2 separate regions of the Homo sapiens genome follow, and region 2 is linked to region 1. A link is a contact called in ENCODE Hi-C data. All regions are on one chromosome and are shown on one strand. Each heading gives the region's core, a stretch centred on a gene start or an enhancer-like site at or near the end of the contact. The rest is flanking DNA. Distances are from core to core; before and after follow the strand shown. Region 1 holds the start of PWWP2B (PWWP domain containing 2B). Region 2 holds the start of ZNF511-PRAP1 (ZNF511-PRAP1 readthrough).

Evidence for each region. Hi-C counts contacts between places; a loop is a spot of excess contacts on that map. Pooled maps may share reads with other maps.
Region 2: a pooled map shows a loop between it and region 1 (12-fold over the local background). The contact joins the promoter of ZNF511-PRAP1 here to the promoter of PWWP2B in region 1. A Hi-C loop is called at or near these places in 6 of 50 pooled maps.

The regions. Positions count from the first base shown.
Region 1 is chr10:132,393,126-132,398,449 of GRCh38, reverse strand. It overlaps PWWP2B (PWWP domain containing 2B), which reads right to left and starts at 1,250. Exons shown (of 3, transcript NM_138499.4): 1 at 1,099-1,250. The coding sequence starts at 1,223. LOC124902526 (a long non-coding RNA gene) reads left to right here and starts at 1,894. Exons shown (of 2, transcript XR_007062342.1): 1 at 1,894-3,789; 2 at 4,120-5,324. RefSeq lists enhancers at 1-192, 193-715, 2,286-2,808, 2,809-3,332 and silencers at 978-1,117, 1,128-1,237, 1,648-2,077, 2,098-2,477.
Region 2 is chr10:133,306,919-133,312,242 of GRCh38, reverse strand. ZNF511-PRAP1 (ZNF511-PRAP1 readthrough) reads right to left here and starts at 3,329. Exons shown (of 9, transcript NM_001396060.1): 1 at 3,147-3,329; 2 at 2,780-2,853; 3 at 2,266-2,467; 4 at 1,955-2,079; 5 at 402-527. The coding sequence starts at 3,299. TUBGCP2 (tubulin gamma complex component 2) reads left to right here and starts at 3,371. Exons shown (of 18, transcript NM_006659.4): 1 at 3,371-3,420. It overlaps ZNF511 (zinc finger protein 511), which reads right to left and starts at 3,329. Exons shown (of 6, transcript NM_145806.4): 1 at 3,147-3,329; 2 at 2,780-2,853; 3 at 2,266-2,467; 4 at 1,955-2,079; 5 at 402-527. The coding sequence starts at 3,299. RefSeq lists enhancers at 2,844-3,138, 2,546-3,241, 3,965-4,194 and a silencer at 2,885-3,734.

The DNA.
Region 1 (5,324 bases), core at 1-2,500:
ATGGTGGAGGGGATGGCAGCTCCCAGGTGGCGATTCTCACCCCCCGAGTGTCCCTCCATCCTGCCCGTGCACTCCCAGCGGTAGCCCACACGGAGCGGGCAGGAACCACACGGGAGCCATATGTTAAATCACGTGACTTGTGGATAAATGGCTTCTGGCACATCTAATGAAGAGATAACGTCTGCGAAATAATTGTGGAAGGAACACGGTCCTCTCTGCTAATTCATGTCACCAGGCAAAAATCTGGGCTCCACGGATGGAAAAAGTTGGGCCTTTACAAGAGGAGCCTTTCCCTGCTCCCAGTTTCAAAAGAAAGCCCTGCAGGAGCGCAGCGAGGCCACAGCCTGATTCATGCCTAATCATTGATCTGGCAGCGACAGCTCCCTGCCATGTGACGCGGTGTCCAGGAGGCTCATCTGCACCGCATGGGTCCCTGCAGCCCGTGCACAGGTGCCTCTCAGGAGGAACCGCCCCGCCCTGCCCTGCGCCCCCCACCCAGGAAGCCAGGGCTCCCGGGGGATGTGCCCACGGCTCCCACAGCTTGTACCTCTTCACGCCCCCATGACTCAGGGCTCCCTGGCCTGAAACTGTTCTTAAATCGCACAGCTGGGCGCAACTGCTCTCCCCGAATCCAAACCTCAGCCGCGGAGTCACTCCCAGCAGCCAGGGGCCCGTGGCCTTCGACAGGGCACCCCCACCTGTGAGGAACTGCCAGGGCAAGGCCACGGCGCATCTGACCCTCCCCTGCTTTAACGACAATTCTGCCAACAGTCGAATTCAACAGTGGCTCTGAACAAAGAAAAGTGCATTAATTATGGCAGATGTGTGGAGTTCCGGGACCCCGGCCCCGCGCCCCCCGCCCCGGCCCGCCCCGGCCCGGCGCCCGCCCCGAAAAGTCGCGACGACTTTGAGAACCACTTTTGCCCCCCCGAGTGGCGGCCGCGCTCGCGCGCCCCGAAACTCAGGCTCGGCAGAAACCGAAAGCGGGCGCCGGGGCCACGCCACCCCCAACCCGGAGGCGGGTCCCGGGTCTCCGGGCGGCGGAGGCGGGTGTCGCGTGGGGACCCCGGGGGTGTCCCGGCCCGCGCCCCCGCTCACTTTTTCGTGCAGTCCAGCAGGATCCCCGCGAAGCTCCGCTCGCCGCAGCTCACCGTGACCACCAGCGCGCCGTTGACGACCTGCTCCACCCGCACCGGCAGCCGGCAGCCGGCGCGCGGCTCCATGCTCCCGCCGCGTCCCAGGCCGCCCCCGCCCCGCCGCCGCCGCCGCCGCCGCCGCCGCCGCCGGGTCAGCCCCGCGCGTGACGCCGCCCCGCGGCCGCCTGACGTCACAAAGCTCCGCTGGGGCGGCCGCCACAGCCGAGCCGAGCCGGGCCGGGGGCGCGCGGCCGCGGGCTCCGCTCCCGGGGACCCCGCCCGCCGCCGCCGCGTCCCGGGAGAAGCCGCGCCCGCCCGCAGAGGTCGGCCGGACGCGCGGTGCGGACCCCCGGGCTGGAGAGGGGGCTGCGCCCGGGCTCGCGGCCCACGCTGGCCGGGAGTGTCCCCTGGCTCGGGAGGACCCGAGAGCCACGAGCCCGGGGGCGGCGGGGGGGACACCCGCCGCGGCCGGAGCCCCGGGACCCCATCCCCCCGCTCCCCTGCCTGGGGCCGGTCCCGGGCCCCCCTCCCCCTCCGGGCCCAGCCCTGCGCCCTCCCTCCCTCCCCGGTGGCCCGGATCCTCCCGCCTGGGGTCGGCCGCCCGCGTGTCCCGGCAGCGCCCCGCGCTGGGCTCTGGTGGCCCCGGGCACTGCGGCGAGGAAGTCCCGGGCGGCGCGCGCAGGAAGCCGGGGCAGGCGGAGGGGACGCGGGGCGCCCGGGGGCAGCGGCCTAGTGTCGCCCTCGCCGCGTGGGGGGCGGGACACTGGGTCGCCCCACTGGGCTCGGCGCCTCTCGGGGCGACAAGCGGGCGCGCGCCCGGCTCAGGGCCACCCTGCGCGCCTGGGGGTGGCCGGCACCGGGGCCCGGGGGGTTAACTCCCTCCGGAGGTCTCGGGCGTGTCTCTTCGGGTTGCCGGGCCCAGGGGCCAGGCGCGCCTCCGCCAGTTTACAAAGGAAACAGCCTCCTTCCCCCGCGGCAGGGGCTCCCCGACCCGCGGGCGAGGAGTGGGAGGTGACGGCGCCGGACCCCCTTCCCCCAGGCGCCCGGCTCCCGCGCCTTCAGGCGTCAAAGCCCCCGACTTCCCCGAGCACCAGCACGTCCGCACCCGGCTCAGAACGCAGGGGCCCGGCCTGCTGCGGTGACCTTGGCCCCGGGCCGGGCTTCTGAGCCGGACTTGCAGCGCCTGACGAGGCCTGGAGGCGGGGCGGGGGACCGCGTAGTTGTCCTGGCGACCCAGCGCCGCCGGGCAGGGCTCCTCCCAGCCTGGGAATTGAGGACCACCGCCCCTGGTGCCACTGGGGACCGTCGGGTCGCTGGCGCCTGTCGACCTCGCCCTCCGGCGGCCGCGCGGCAGTGGGAGCCTCAGAGAGGAGCCAGGGCGGAGTGAGGGAGCCCGCGGGGCCTGGGACACCTGACCGTCCGGCTAGAACAGGGGTAGGGACCGAGGCCGAATGAGCCAGAGTTCTGGCCGGGGACAGTCCCAGAGGAGGCCTGGAAGCCCAGTGAGTGTCTGTCCTCCTCTGTGTGGCCTGGGGCTCCCGCCAACACTAAGCCCTTCCTGGGGCCTCAGGCACCTCAAGGCGCCCCGTTCTCCAGGGTCAGCCAGCCCCTGCCCACTGGTTGCCAGGCTTGCAGTGGAGCCTGCCTGCTGTCCTGCCCACAGGCCTCTGCAGCTGCCCCCTCCAGGGGTGGGGCTGACTTTGGAGGAAAAATGCCAGGCAGCAGGGACCCCCTCGCCACCCTGCTCCAGGTTGGGCTGAGCGGCCATCCTGAGGCTGCCCACTTGCTTGGCTCTTCTTCCTGCCTGCTGGAGAGGCCTGCTGGGCACTGCCCTTTCTGAGCATTGGGGACTGCCAGGGTGAATCAGCATTCAGGCTGGTGGGGCCAGCATGGGGTGGGGCTAATGCACAGGGGGCTGTATGTGGGTGGAGGGATCCAGAAAGAGTGTCCAGGGGAGCACCAGCATTCACCAGGGCCCCACCAGGTGGGCAAAAGCAAGGGCTTCCGAGGTGGGGGTGGGGGTGGGCAGGATCCTCTGCAAGGTGTCTGCGTGCGCCTGGGGCTCCTGGTGACTTCCCACGCCAGCAGGAGGAACAGTTTGGGGTGTGCTGAGGGACCCACCTGTGGACTTGCTGGGCTTTGAGAGGAACCAAGGCTGGGTGGCGGCGGGCAGGACAGGGGAAGAGGGTTCCGGGGCACAGAGGGCCAGACAGATGCACCCAGCAGCTGGCAGCTCTGGCTGGAGAGGGGAAGAGGGCAGTGAGAAGCACGGCTGGCCCATGGTACCTCCTGCCCCTCTGCCCTGCCCGCCTTCCCTCTGCCCTGCCCACCTTCCCTCTGCCCTGCCCGCCTTCCCTCTGCCTCTTCCCCTCTGGCCCGTGCTATTTACTGTGTATTGTTAAGTGAACTTGGAAGCCGTTTTTAAAACCTGCTCTCCACTAGGTAAGGTATAAAAAAGACCATCTGCAGACAGGGAGACCATTTTTGCAACTTAAACGGTGGCTGTTCAGGGCCTCCCCCAGCAGCCCTGCCCCCGCACCTGCTCCCACTTGCTTCCCGCCCCGCTCCAACCTGCTTGTTGAAGAAGAGGCCATGGGAGTTTCCAGAGTCCCCGATTAAAGTGCAGGTGTCCTTGGGGACCTCATCAGCCCAGGTATCCCCTCCTGTCTGACCCTGTATTCGGGGGTTGGGAGGCTGTCCTAGGCTTGCTGCTCTGAGCATCTCCCCAGAGGCCACCCTGCTCATGCCAGTCAGTGAGGTCTGCCCAGTTCTGGGAAGCACCCTGGGTACTGGGGCTGGTGCTGCCCACAGTGAGAGGACCCTGAGCTGCCTGGCTGGGCTGGAGAGGAGCCTCGGGAGTACGCCCCTGGCTGGGGTGAAAAGGCCAAGAGTGGGAAGAGACACCTCCGAGGTCTTTAGACTTTGTCTTCAAGAGACTTGATCCAAACAAAAGGTCCTAAAGCCTTTGGTCCTCTGGCTGTAGGCACAGCCGCAGCAAGGCCTAGGACATGCCCAGCTCGGGACGGCCCAGCCAGTCAGATGGGGTAAGCCAAGGGGACAGGAGAGTGTCCGGAACTTCCACCGGGGCTGGGGGTGGGTGACCAGCAGTTGGCAGGATGGGTGGCCTGAAGGGGTACAGTTGAGGGAGGGACAGGTGGCTGGAGGAGGAAGCAGGGGCTGGCCTCTATGTCCCCTGAGACAGCAGGGGAGGAAGGCAGGAACCCCGCAGGCCACCTCCCCTCAGGGTCTGCCTCCCCTGCGGTCCTTGGAGGAACTCCAGGATTTGTCCTCCCTGGCAGCCTGGCTCACTTGCATCACCAGCTCCATGCCCGCCCCTCGTCTTTCAGGGTCGCTCCCCCAGGTCCGAGCTTAGAGGGCCCTCCTGACTGCTGGACCTGGACCTGCCCAGCACTGTCCTACCGCACTACATCATCACTGAGACTTGGGAAGGGCAGTGGTGAGCAGGTTCTCAGCCTTTGTTGGTCTCTTCCACGAGATGAGGCTTACAGCGGCCTCCCCATGACTGAGGTGCAGCCACAGCCTGGCCTGTGTCCAGCCTGCTCCAGAATCACCTGGTATCCCCCCAACCCCCAACACACCTGGGCTTGCTTGATCTTACTGGAGCTCACCAGGGCCTGGCTGTGTGCAAGTCTCATGCAGCATAGTGAGGTGCTCCTGAGATGCATCGAAGGTGTCTGGTCAAGATGGAGGCCTCGCAGGACACAGCCATGAGTCAGAGACCACAGATTTCTCCAGAGCTGGTGCCCAGAGGCCAAAGGCAGGGATGGGCCTTGAGGCTGGGACCCAGGTCGCCTCATGGCAAGCCTTTTGCCCACAGCAGCTGTGGAAGGCAGGAGACAGGATAAAGCCTTTAATACAGAGGGCCTGCTCTGATTTCAGTAAGCAACCATTCATCACTCAAGAAGCCTGGACAGACTAGGGAGCAGGAGCACGCCAGGCCTCCTCCAAGGTGTCTGGCAGGGAGGCCGGCCTGGGGAACACACTCCTTGTCCCTTGTCGTGTCGTCTGAGGCAGGGGCTCAAGGCAATCTTTGCAGATGCTGAGCCAGGAACCCTCGACCTTCTAGCAGGCCACAGATCCTTTGGGCAGTGTTTGTTTTGTTCTGCTCCAGTCTGGAAGCCCTTGGAGGGCAGTGTGGGTCTACAAGGCCAACTTTGTCTTGTCTGT
Region 2 (5,324 bases), core at 2,080-4,579, 910 kb before region 1:
GCTAGGAAGGCAGACGGCACAGGTGACGCTAGAAACGCAGACGGCACAGGTGACGCTAGAAACGCAGACGGCACAGGTGATGCTATTAAGGCAGACGCCTGGGTTGTGACTGAAGCAACTGCAAGTGAGACTCTTTCCATCCCACTCAGACAATGAGGAAAAGTGAGTGGTGCTTGGCATTCCTGCGCTTCAATGGCTCAAAAACAGAGTATGCGAGAGAAACTAAGTTATTCACAGGACCTGAGATATCTGGACTTTCTTCTCTGGCGGAAGCCGATTTTCTTACCCAGCGTTACCTTTCTGAATTCAGTATGAGAAGAGCTGCGGCCCAGGTGCAGCCCAGAATCCTCAGCACCGAACACATGTTGAGAACGGGTTTCAGAAAGAGCTCAGACACTGACCTATGTCTGTAGATCCGCCTCTCACCTGCCGGTGCAGGGGAGGCTGCCACAGGCTCAGAGCAGATTTCCATGGCCTCCCCTTCTGACCGCTCTCCACTGTCCCCTGGGGCTTCTGCTGAGGCTGGGCTGCGGGGAGAGAGCAGTGAGTAACTGCCCTGCACGGCTCCCACAGCCCCTGTGTTCCCCAGAAATGAACATGCAAGAAAGAAACTGGATTTCCCTGTAAGTAGCATATTTTCTTACTATTTTGGCATAGTCTGATTTTATAGTGTGGTTTAAGATACTGGGAAAAGGAGAATGATTACAGCAAGGCCATTGTTTATATAATAGAGTCTGCATCTTATAAACTTAACTGTAACAATCATACTTTTTTTTGAAAATAGTATTTTTATGGTGCCAACGGTGCCACGGGTCTTTTTATGAGTGTGAGAAATTTGCTAAAGTTAACCAGAGACTATAAACTAGTCTCTTCCATAATACGAATGTCTTAATCCAGCATTGCACGGTTTTTCTCCTTAAAATGATCCCTCGGAAAGGAGACAATTACTTTACACGTAAGTCTTTGTAAAGCCTCCCACATTGCAGTGGGTTCTCCCAGTTCTTTTATTTTAAAGAGCAAATTACTACTTGAGAAAATGTAGAGTCTGAAAAACTCTGATCAATAAAATTGTAGATGATTATGAAAGTTCACCTCATCAGTTAAAAAAAGAAGAAATATAACACAATTTAAAAATTGTTCCGGCTGGACATGGTAGCTCATACCTACAATCTCAGCACTTTGGGAGGCTGAGGCAGATGGACGGCTTGAGCCCAGGAGTTCACGACCAGACTGGGCAACATAGCAAGACCCTGTCTCTACAAAAAATAGAAAATTTTGCCGAGTGCGGCGATGCGTGTTGGTAGTCCTAGCACTTTAGGAGGCTGAAGTGGGAGAATCGCTTGAGCCTGAGAAGTGGAGGTTGCAGTGAACCTACATCACACCACTACACTCCAGCCTGGGTGTCAGAGCAAGACCCTGTCTCAAAAAAAAAAAAAGATTGTTCCTGGAAGTATTTCCCAGAGTGCACTCTAGGCAGGAACATGTTAATCAACAGCTTTGTCATCAAGTTCATATGCGCACAACCAACCAGGACAAAAGGAAAGCCAGGGCTGCATGATGTGTGAGCACGGCCGACGGCTGCAGGAGGTACAGACACGGCCCCGAGGGGTGTGAGTGCGGATGACCACGGCCGACTGCTGCAGGAGGTACAGGCATGGCCCAGAGGGGTGTGAGTGCGGAGGCGCTGCGCCCGCTCATTCCCACACCCCCTCTGCTGCCTCCACCGGCACAGAGCTGGGCAGCCAGGGGCTCCCCTCCAGCCTCCCTTCGGCAGGGTGGCCGCTGGCACAACCACCTGTAGCTGTGTTGCCAGGGCTTCAGGTACCTGCAGGTGAACACCCCATTAGGTGACACACAAGTGCTTAATAAGTCTGACCGTCTATGCATTCCGGCTAGTTGGAAACCTTTTCCTAAAATCAAAAGCAGACACGTGCTGAGCCTGGCGGCTCCCTACCTTCTGCTTTTCTTTGGCTTATCAAACCGGAAGTCCGCGGGGTACAGGTGCATCCTCACCATGTGATCCTTCCGGTCTCTGCTGGTCTTGAACTTCTCTGTGCAGCCTTCTACCAAGCACTGATACTGAAATGGAGACCGTGTCACCTCCCTCTGACCCCTGGCCCTCCCCCACCGCCATGCCCCCGTAGCAGAGCTGCCAAGGGCGGAAAGGTGTCCCCGGCCTTGCCCGAGCACCCGAGAGCTGGGGGCAGCACTCTGAGCCCATCACCAATGGGGGGTGGCCTCGGCGGCTGTGCAGTTGTCACCCACCATGTCCTGCCTCTCAGACAGGATCTGGAAGAGCGAATCGTGCCACTCCAGGATGTGGGCGTCCAGCAGGTGTCCGGAAGGGAAGGCCCGCTTGCAAAAGGAGCAAACATTTCCGTGCAGCGTGTGGTAGTGGTGCTCGTAGTCGTCCAGGGCATCGAACACCTGGCAGCAGCCGGCCACCTGGCAGGCAAACGCGGGCACCCTGCCAAGGAGACGTGCTTCAGGAGCCCTTCCTCCGGTGCGAGGAACCAAGCTGGACTTTCTGCACAGTTTCCCTTTGAGACGTCCAATAAAGCCCCTATGCATCTTTTGCAATCCCAAACCCTCTTTTTATGAATTAAGTTTCACAAACAGGCTAGGTGGTGGAAGAGTCGGCCACGCCAAAGCTGGACAGGCACAGCGCCTCGGTGGGGCGGCCGCACATGGAAGAGCGGCAGCACAGCCCCAGGGACCAGGCACCGGTCAGGGAGGCGGCGCAGGAGTAGCACTGGCTAGGCACTGCCCATTCGCTTACCTGGGCTTCTCAGGCACGTCGGCCACCTGCATGATCACGTCCTGGAGGTAGAGGTGGCGCTGCACGTCCCCATCCTGCAGGAAAAGTGCGCCGTGGGCGGGGCCAGGTGACTCGCGGCACGCCCACCGCGTCAGGCCTCGCCCACACCCGTGGCCCCAGTCATCCCGCGCTCCGGTCCCGCCCCACAGCCTCAGGCCCCGCCCACTCCACGTTCCGGCCCCGCCCCACCACCTCAGGTCCCGCCTGTCCCAGGCTCCGGCCCCGCCCCGCAGTCGTAGGCCCCTCCCACTCCAGGCTCCGGCCCCGCCTCGCCGCCGTAGGCCCCACTGGATCCTACAACTACTTTTTCCCTCTTTTGCTCACGCACCTCGAAGAACTGGTGCTCCCGCGGGAAGCGCACGGGGCGCGCAACGAAGCGAAAGGGCGCGGCCCCAGCCGCGGGATCCCGCTCTACAGGCAGCGGCTCCGCCGCCCCGGGCCCCGCAGCGAGGCGGGCGCACAGCGCGGGGGGCAACTGCATCACCCCGGGCGCGGGCGGGCGCAGCCTGTCGGCCACCGTCCGCGAGCCGAGCCGGACGTGACGTCACGCTCACTTCCGCCGCCGTCGGGGGCTGCGCGGGGGCTGTGGCTCCGGGACTGCGGTGAGTCCTGGCCGAACGCGGGCGCGGGCGTGATGAGGGGGTTGGGGGACTGCCAGGCCCGGGGGGGCCCACGAGGCGACGGGGCTGGCGGGACGCGGCTCTTCCCGCGCGCTCCCTCTGGCTGTGCAGCGGTCCCCGAACTCTGGGGCCGAAGCCCTTCGGGCCTGCACCGGCCAGGCCAGCGTCTTGCCCCGCGGCCCGACACTCAGCCGGGGCGGGGCGGAGCGGGCCTCCGGGTCGTCCCGGGTGTCCCCTCCCAGCCCTGGGAAGCCGGGTCGCAGGTCCCCCTCTCGCACGCCCTCTCCCGTCCGCCTTGCCCCGCCTGTCGTCTCCCGCTGCAGTCCCTGGATCTTGTTCCCTCTAAACCAGTCGCGAACTGGAGCCAAAGTGACTCCAGTTTTATTGTAACCGTTTTTAATTTAAAGCCCTTGGGTGACTTCCCGTTACTTTAGTTCAAAGGCCCTTTCCTGGTTTGTCGGGGTCCTGTCGACCTCTCCAGTCCCCGCAGCTCCCGTGAAACACAGGACCTGTGCTAGGTGCTCAGGGCGTGTGGGGGAAGGCATCACAGGAGGGCGCGGCAGCCTTGTAGGAGAGACAGACGTCAGAGTAAAGAGTCACCTAATTAAAATGGTGAATGACAACACACGCGGGAAGCAGTGGACGCTTCAGATCTACTGCAGAGAATGGGCCCAGTGGCGGATAGAGGCTTTAGCTTTCTCGTCTGTCACCCAGGCTGGAGTGCAATGGTGCGATCATAGCTGATAGATCGCTGCGGCCTCAAATTCTTGGGCTCAAGTGGTCCTGCTGCCTCAGCGTTCCAAAGAGCTGTAACTGCAGGCGTGAGCCACCATGCCTGCCCCTGTACTTTTTCCATGTTTAGATACACAAATATCTCTGTGTTACAGTTGTCTAGTGTTCAGCACCGCCACCTGCTGGGCAGGTTTGTAGCCCACGAGCAAGAGGCTCCTCTAGGTGGTTTAGGTGCATTGTAGGCCGTACACCATCCAGGTCTGCGAGTGACTCTGATGATCGCACAGAAGGAAATCATGTAACCATACGTTTCTCTTTTTTTCTTTTGGAGATAGTGTCTCTCTCTGTCGCTCAGGCTGGAGTGCAGTGGCGCGATCTGGGCTCACTGCAACCTCTGCCTGCTGGGTTCAAGCGATTCTCGTGCCTCAGCTTCCCAAGTAGCTGGGATTACAAGTGTGCGCCACCAGGCTTGGCCAATTTTTGTATTTTTGGTAGAGACTGGTTTTCACCATGTTGGCCAGGCATTTCTCAGAATGTTGAGTGATGCATGACTGTACTTTCTGTCTCTGTAAAAGCCTTTGGGCTCTTGACATTTTCCACAAGTTGTAAAATAACATTTTTCAAACCAATTTGTACAGTTAGCTTTGAGCTCTCAACAGAGACTCTTTTTCACGTCCCTCTGTGTTTTAATCACTTGGAGTGTGTGCTCACTAGGAGTGTGTGCCCCGCTTGTCCGTGGTGGAGTGTGACATGCGTGCATTGCTTCCCTCAGCACGCGTCCCTGCGGTAGCTCACAGCCTCTGTGAGGAGGACGTCAGTCCCTCCCAGTCACAGTTGCTGGGCCTGTCAGTTTGTGTGATTAATAGTAAGAATTCAGGAGCATCAAGAAGGCCAAGTCAGCGGCCATGGCTAGACGTTCCTCCAAGAAGCAGCCACGGCTAGATGTTCCTCAGAGCTGTGTTTTCAGTGGGACGCTGTGCATTTCTGGCGGGACAGCTCTGTTGATGATTAGCATCCCCCGCCCTTGCCCTCTAAGTAGCGAGAGCACCCTTCCATGACCGTGACACCCCAGAGTTGCCCTAGGACTTTTCCAAAGGTCTTCTGGGGGGAGGGACTCTGTGCGAGTACGGGCTGCCCTCTTGGAGGCCCGGTCC